Regions from separate parts of the Homo sapiens genome. Here regions 1 and 3 are each linked to region 2. A link is a loop called in an ENCODE intact Hi-C map of the cell type or tissue named here. Cell type or tissue: heart right ventricle. All regions are shown on one strand.

The links. A loop is a pair of places that touch in the nucleus more often than their neighbours do. Peaks named below come from ENCODE experiments on the same cell type or tissue, not always from the same donor. Only the 100,000 strongest peaks of a DNase experiment are listed, where the experiment ranks them.
Region 1: a loop joins it to region 2, with 4 times the contacts of the local background. A loop is called at or near these places in 6 of 110 quality-filtered maps.
Region 3: it touches region 2 in a loop (10-fold over the local background); 60 of 110 quality-filtered maps call a loop at or near these places.

Annotation. Positions count from the first base shown.
Region 1 is chr17:32,908,770-32,911,269 of GRCh38, reverse strand. No RefSeq gene overlaps it. Among named protein-coding and RNA genes, the nearest start is that of H2BN1, 15 kb to the right of the region's middle. RefSeq lists cis regulatory regions at 1,167-1,249, 1,137-1,250, 1-1,761. In heart right ventricle, a CTCF peak has its summit at 1,193 (motif pointing right); a DNase peak (open chromatin) is centred at 1,179.
Region 2 is chr17:32,658,487-32,660,986 of GRCh38, reverse strand. MYO1D (myosin ID) reads left to right here. Exons shown (of 22, transcript NM_015194.3): 17 at 1,649-1,872. Among named protein-coding and RNA genes, the nearest start is that of CDK5R1, 170 kb to the right of the region's middle. In heart right ventricle, a CTCF peak has its summit at 1,486 (motif pointing left); a DNase peak (open chromatin) is centred at 1,486; H3K27ac peaks cover 598 bases.
Region 3 is chr17:32,751,707-32,754,206 of GRCh38, reverse strand. All of the region lies in intron 11 of MYO1D (myosin ID), which reads left to right. Among named protein-coding and RNA genes, the nearest start is that of MYO1D-DT, 120 kb to the left of the region's middle. In heart right ventricle, no CTCF peak of the experiment used is centred here; no DNase peak of the experiment used is centred here.

The DNA of each region.
Region 1 (2,500 bases), 250 kb before region 2:
TACACCTCTAATGGAATTTCATTGCCATAAAACTTTTTTCTTTTTCCTTAATGTCTGTGAAATCTGCCTTGGTATAAATATCTAATAGTAATGCCTTAAACCAAAGCATTGTGTTGGTGTAAGAAACACTTTCATGTGCATTGTTTAATTTTTCACCATAACCATGTGCCATCACCACATCACCATTTTACAGATGTGGAAGCAGGTATGTGGCCAAGGGATGACCCGACTGCAAGTTCAGCACAGGCTCCTTCCACGACACCAGGCTGCCCTAAGTACAAAGTCCAGTTCAAACCGGGGAGTGTGAGATAAGAGATGGGGAAGAGGGATAGAGGTGAGTCAGAAACAGTCTTCCTCCATTTCTTGACCACCTTAGAAACCACCTCCCTCACCTACCCCATGCCTCAGTGACCCTCTTGTGTTTGAACTCAAACCTGATTTACTAACCTCTTAAAGTGGAAGGGAAACAGCATGTCCTGGTACAGGGTAATTGATCAGAACAGTAAAAGTGCCTTAGGTTGCTGCAAAGGGGCTGTCCTGTCTTGGTCCTCTTTGTATTTCCCTATACCCTCTAACTAAGGGACACCCAACTTCTTGGCCCAGAAGTCATGCCCAGTACCTCTGATGACTGACAGGACTTTGGGAGGAATCTGCGTTTCTCTCTAGACTAAGCCAGATCCCAGTGCTTGGGTCAAGTGGAGCTGGAGACAGTGGAACCCTCTTAGAACCCCAGCAACAGTCAACTTTCGGGAGGTGGTGCTGAGAAGAGAGTCCTCACACAGTTCTGGGTCAGCCAGGATGGTATTTCCCCAGGACAACTGTGGGCTGGAAGAGGATTATGTCACTACCTGGCATTTTTCTAAATCCAAGCAGGGCTTTAGAATACCCAAAGCCATCCCAGGATTCAGGATCTGTCTCAGGACAGCAGGAACCTAGCAGAGAAGGCCAGGTCTGGGGTCTGGAGCTAACAGCCCCCAGATTGCCTTCAGTCCACTTCTAGTTACCCCCCTAAGCAGCAGCCTCTCCATCCCCTTGAAATGTCCAGGACCAATGGGACAGAATCCTGCAAGAGAGAACCATGGAGAGAATGGTGAGGGCTCTGATGCCTCCCAAGTGGAAAAAAACACACACTTCCGGATCTGCTGACAACCTAAAACCAAGAAGGTGCACTTCAAAGAGTGGTCACTGGGTGTCACCACTGCTTCTAAAGCAAGTGCCCTCATCTGTGAGCTAACGTTGAAGATTGCTGGGGAGAGAAATTCCTTCTTGGAGCCTCTGTTTACAGGCCTGACATCTTCTGTGCTTCCCTTGAGCTCCATGCCATTCTCACTCCTCTCACCCTCTGGTCCTACCATCTGGCCTGGATCACATAGGCCACCACGGAGTTGCTCTCTTGCTCTTCTCTCCTTCCCAGCTCTCTTGGCAGAACCCAAACTCCGTGTTCTCCATGCTGGCACTGGAGCACATAGTTAGGGAAAGTCACCCAAGACTGGCTTTGCTTTTGATTCATGATCACAAATCTCAAACAGGCACTTATTCCTAGTCATCCATCTGTCCGTAAGTGTCCAACTCTCACTTACTCCCTCAAACAACTTCATATCTAATCTTTAAACCTCCTATGCCCCTATTCTGCTTTACTTGTACCATTTAGAAAAGAAAAAAGAAATAGGTATCAACTCCATGTTTTCATCACCAAACATCTAAACCTTCCAAAATTTGTATCTATCTTCTCTTTCACCTCTACTCTGTATCTCATCTCCCTTTACTTTCTCAAGGTCCTTTGGCTTTCTCTACTTTCTTCTGGATTAATATCTCCCTCTCTGCTAGAGAATTCCCACCAATGAACAATTAAAATCTAGTATCACTCATCTTAAAAATCTTTATATACCAAGTGACTCTCCAGTTACCAGCCTGTGTCTCTCTTCTCTTTCAAACTAGATTTCACCTTTCATCTCAACACCATAAGAAAAAAAGCTGTCTCTACTAACTACCTCCCGTTCTCTCTTCAACTTGCTCAAATCTCGCTGATACCCACTGTGCTCCACTGAGTTGACTTCTCAAGATCACCATGACCCCCATGTCACCAAATGGACATAAATATCCTCACATTCCCACCAGGATTGTGAACACCAGTCTGACCATGTTCTCCCTCTTGGCTTCCATGACACCACCCTCTCCTGATTTTCTTAGATTTATCCTTGGTTTCCTTTGTTGGCTCCTCCACTGTCTGATTTTAAATATTAGAATTTTTCAGTCTTTTTCCTGGATAGTTTTCTCTTTTGCTTTTTACCCCATCTTCCTGGGTAATCTCATCCATTCCTGCTGATCTATACATTGCCTTTTGATGCTGATGGCTCCCAGATTTGTATTTTGGGCCCAGTCCTATCTATTTCACGTCTTCACTTGCAGGTTTCATAGGTATTTCACAATGAGCATGTCCAGAATGGAATTCTCAATTTCTTCCTCTCCCCAAAACACCTGTCCTGTGTTTAGTCTTCTC
Region 2 (2,500 bases):
CAAGGAGTCTTAAATTCCTCCCAATAAAAGAAAAAAGCAACAAACAGTAGGAAACTTAAAAATGTGTTTTGTCTAAGAAATTAAATCACATACTTTCACCCTGTAATTGTATTTTTTTGGCTTTTCAAGATGCTAAAGAAGGGAGCTTTATTTTTGCACTTGGGTGGAGGCGTAACAAAGCCATCTGTACAGTGGATTTGGCTACAAGGAAGGGAGCCATTTTGACTAAAAAGGGCTGCTGTACTGACGCCACATGAGATGACGAGTTAGTTTTTATTGCCTCATTGTCTTTAAACATTCTGTTTATATGTGAACTCTAGGTTACCATCACAAATTGCCCATGTGTCATGTTTCCCTTAAATGTTATGGTTTTTCTTGACCCATTGGGGTCCCTTGATGATCTTCTTGCACGTAGTGTGCAAACAAATCTGTATCGTGCAGCAGGCTGAAAAGGGAGAACACTGCAAGCACATGGTGTACTTTAGGAGTCCGCATGAGGACAAACCTAAAACAACTGAGTCAAATGAGGCATTGTGCAAGTTTTGCTTAGAGGAATTGGTGGGCACAGACGGGGATTTTTAAGAAGAAATAAAAGAAACCTGAGGGAGTCTGCAGAACCCATACTGTGGGCTTTGAACTAGAGGTTGAAAATCTTGGCTCTGAAAGGCCAGGGACTAGGGAGGGAAATAATATAATCAACCTAAGAGTTGGAACAGTTATTTAAGTAGCAGCAATAAATATACTGGGGCATGATGGCGATGTGTACAAGGAGTTCATCGAAGAAAGCAACTAGGGTTGTTTGGCATCTTGGAGACTGGTAGCAGAAAGGGAAAGAAAGGGGTTTACACTTCCATATTGTGGAAGAAGGAGTAAAGTGGTGGTGGAGAGGATATACAGGGGAAGAGCCAGTGATTAATTGAAGATCGCACCAAATTTGTTTTTGCTTGAGAAGTTGAGAAATATGGGTACCTGACAAAGGATCCTGAAAAAAAATAAGTATCTCTGACTTTACCATGCTTGGATGAAGTTGGCATTGAGGCGTTTATATAGTGTCATTGATTTGTGAGCACTGAAAAACTTTTAACAAAGATTCACAGGATATTAGTACGTAATCTGATTTACCCTTTACCCATGAATCTTTGAGAGTTTACATAGTGCCGCGGGAGAGGAGGTGCACAGGCTGTGTGTAAATCAGTTTGTAAATCCAAAGTGGCGTTACACCAGTGGCCAGCATGTATAATCTATGTAAAGTTAGGTTTCACAAGAAAACTATAGATGCTTATGGCATGATGTTCTGACTCATCTCGCTTCCCTTCAGCATTCCTAAAATATTTATCCAAAGATATTTGCATTTTGGCTTTCTTCTTTTCATGACAGTAGAGTTAAAACAGGACTCAGCTTCAGGCTCAGCACACACTTCAGTGTAGAATAATGAGCAGCTAGACAGCTGAAACAAAATGACTGATGTGACTCCCCACGCCATCTGTTGGTGGCAGGTGGAACTGACATGCTTTGGCTCTGGCTGATTTTTGTGCACACTTGCAAGTTGCCTGGTTGAGTTTGTAAGTAGAGGAGCTGCTATAATATCAAAGCCATCCACAACTCAGCCGGTCAATAACGTTTTCCTTTTTCTTTCTCTATTGTGAAGGTGTGGCGGGGCACCCTGGCCCGCATGCGGTACAAAAGAACCAAGGCAGCTCTGACAATAATCAGGTACTACCGGCGCTACAAAGTGAAGTCGTACATCCACGAGGTGGCCAGACGCTTCCATGGCGTCAAGACCATGCGAGACTACGGGAAGCACGTGAAGTGGCCAAGCCCTCCTAAAGTTCTTCGCCGTTTTGAGGAGGCCCTGCAGACGATTTTCAATAGGTAAGAACGTGCTGCTGTGTGCTGCATCCATTTATGGTGGCACAGTTAATACTATGCAAAGTCACAAGTCTGAGACCGTGATATTGACTCAGCTATTTGCTGTTATGACATTTACCTTTACCTTATGTTTTCAGTTTTGTAGATTTGGCTTTCAAAGAGCATCTGCTTACCCCTCAAAATAAAGGAACTGCCAATTTGTTTTTCCTGTAGCAGCTGACAGCAATGTGCCACAACCCCTGGACACAAGCCATAGTTAAGATAAGCTACTAGCATGCTGTTTCTACTTACTTTTATTAGCTAAAAATAAAACCACCACGCATAACTCAAACTAGAAAATCCATTAATCCTTTCAAAGCAGTGGTTCTCAATTCTGCTGCACCTTAGAATAACAAGGAGTTTAGGAAATATGCCAGCACCCAGGTCCTACCACCAGAGAGTCCTGTTTAATGGCGCTGGAGGGGTGGGGCCCAGGCAGAGGTCCTTTTTTAAAGTTTCCCACGTGATTTTAAAGTGCAGCCAAAGGGGAAAATAACTGTTTTTAGAGCGAGCTGTCTTTTAAATAAATAAAAACCCAAGTAAAATTTGGTACCTTTCCAACTGGTCTTTATTTTTTTATAACCTGCCCTGG
Region 3 (2,500 bases), 93 kb before region 2:
TGTCCTATCTTTGAGGGAAAGTTTATAAATGCCCTTTATAATCACAGTTCAGGTTTGGAGACTCACTTAGCACGGTGCCTACCAGATGGTAGACATTTAATCAGTGTTTGTAAAGTTGAATTGAATTGTTCCCAATCATGTCAAATAAATCTTATTTAAATTTTCATTTAAATTAGCTATGAGTCTCACATGAGAAATCAAATCCACCTCATTTTGATATCTTCTACCTTGGCCATTTATATACCTGAATTAAATGTGTCAACCAAATATTTTGAAATATAATATCATTCCTTTTTTTTTTTTTTCTTTTGAGATGGAGTCTCACTCTGTTGCCCAGGCTAGAGTGCATGGTGCAATCTTGGCTCACTGCAACCTCCGCCTCCCGAGTTCAAGCAATTCTCCTGCCTCAGCCTCCCAAGTAGCTGGGATTACAGGCACCTGCCATCATGCCCAGCTAATTTTTGTGTTTTTGTAGAGACGGAGTTTCACCATGTTGGCCAGGATGGTCTTGAACTCCTGACCTCAGTTCATCTGCCCACATGGGTCTCCACAAGTGCTGGGATTACAGGCATGAGCCACCACGCCCAGCCATGTCATTTGTAAGAGTAACTGTACATACCACATCAGTATTTGCTACTGATTTGACATGAAATGCTAAATAGTAATTTGTCTGTGGAGAGGATTTTCTTTTTCTTTTTCAAATTTATGGGAGCCCAGGTTTCCCAACTTTCAGACCAAGTGGCTCTTTCTTTTGGTATCCCTAAGACAAGTGCTGAGGTAGTGATTATTTATTTGTTTATTTATTTATTTTTATTATTTTAGATCTGGGAGGTGTACATGTTCAGGTTTGTTACGTGGATATATTGCATAAAGGTAAACTTTGGGCCTCTAGCTTACCTATCACCCAGATAGTGAACATTGTACCCAATATGTAATTTTTCAACTCTCACCCCCTGCTTTTGGAGTCCCCAGTGTCTTATTTCCATCTTTGTGTTCATGCATATGCATTGTTTAGCTACCACTTACAAGCGAAAATGTACATTATTTCACCTAGTATAATGGCCTCCAGCTCTACCCCTGTTGCTGCAAAGGACATGGTTTCATTCTTTTTTATGGCTGCATAGTATTCCATTATATATATGTATATCACATTTTCTTTCTATCCAATCATTTGTCGATAGACACTTAGATTGATTGTTTCCATGACTTTGCTATTGTGAATAATGTTATGGTAAACATACGAGTACAAATATCTTTTCGTTATACCTGGTAGTGGAATTGCTAGATCAAATGGTAGTTCTATTTTTAGAACTACCATTTAAAAGAAATGTTTACATTCTTTGAGAAGTCTCCATACTGTTTCCCATAGAAGTTGTATTAATTTACATTCCCACCAACAATGTATAAGCATTTCCTTTTCTCCACATCCATGCCATCTGTTTTTGACATTTTTAGTAATAGCCATTCTGACTGGTATAAGACGATATCTTATTGTGGTTTCAATTTATATTTCTCTGATGATTAGTGATGTTGAACATTTTTTCAAATGTTTGTTGGCTGTTTGTATTTCTTCTTTTGAAAAATACCTGTTCATGTTCTTTGCCTACTTTTTAATGGGGTTATGTGATTTTTTTGTTATTTAGTTATTTGAGTTCCTTGTAGATTCTGAATATTAGTTCTTTGTTGGAGGCATAATTTACAGATATTTTCTCTGATTGTGTAGGTTGTTTGTTTACTCTGTTGGTTATTTCTTTTGCTGGGCAGAACCTTTTTAGTTTAATTAAGTCTCATTTGTTTTTGTCACATTTGTTTTTGAGGTCTTGGTCATAAATTCTTTGCCTAGGCCAATGTCCAGAAGAGTTTTTCCTAGGTTTTCTTCTAGGATTTTTATAGCTTCAGGTTTTATATTTAAGTCTTGAATTCATCTTAAGTTAGTTTTTGGGTATGGTGAGAGACAGGGGTCCAATTTCATTCTGCTGTATATGGCTAGCTATTTTTCCCAGTACCACTTAGTGAATAGCGTATGCTTTCTCCATTGTTTATTTTTGTCAACTTTGTCAAAGATCAGTTGATTGTAGGTATACAGCTTTATTTCTGGGCTCTCTGTTGTGTCCCATTGATCTATATGTCTATTTTTGTAACAGTGCCATGCTGTCTTGGTTACAATAGCCTTGTAGTATAATTTTGAAGACAGGGTAATGTGATGCCTCTGGTTTTGTTCTTTTTGCTTAGAATTGCTTTGGCTATTTGGGCTGTTTTTTGGTTCTATATGAACTTTAGGATTGTTTTTCTAATTCTGTGAAAAATGACATTGGTAATTTGATAGGAAATGCATTGAATTTTTAGATTGCTTTGGTCAGTATGGGCATTTTAATGACATTAATTCTTCCAATCCATGAGCATTGTATGTTTTTTCATTTTTTTGTGTCATCTATGACTTCTTTTGTCAGTGTTTTGTAGTTCTCCTTGTAGAGATCTTTCACTTCCCTGTTTAAATATA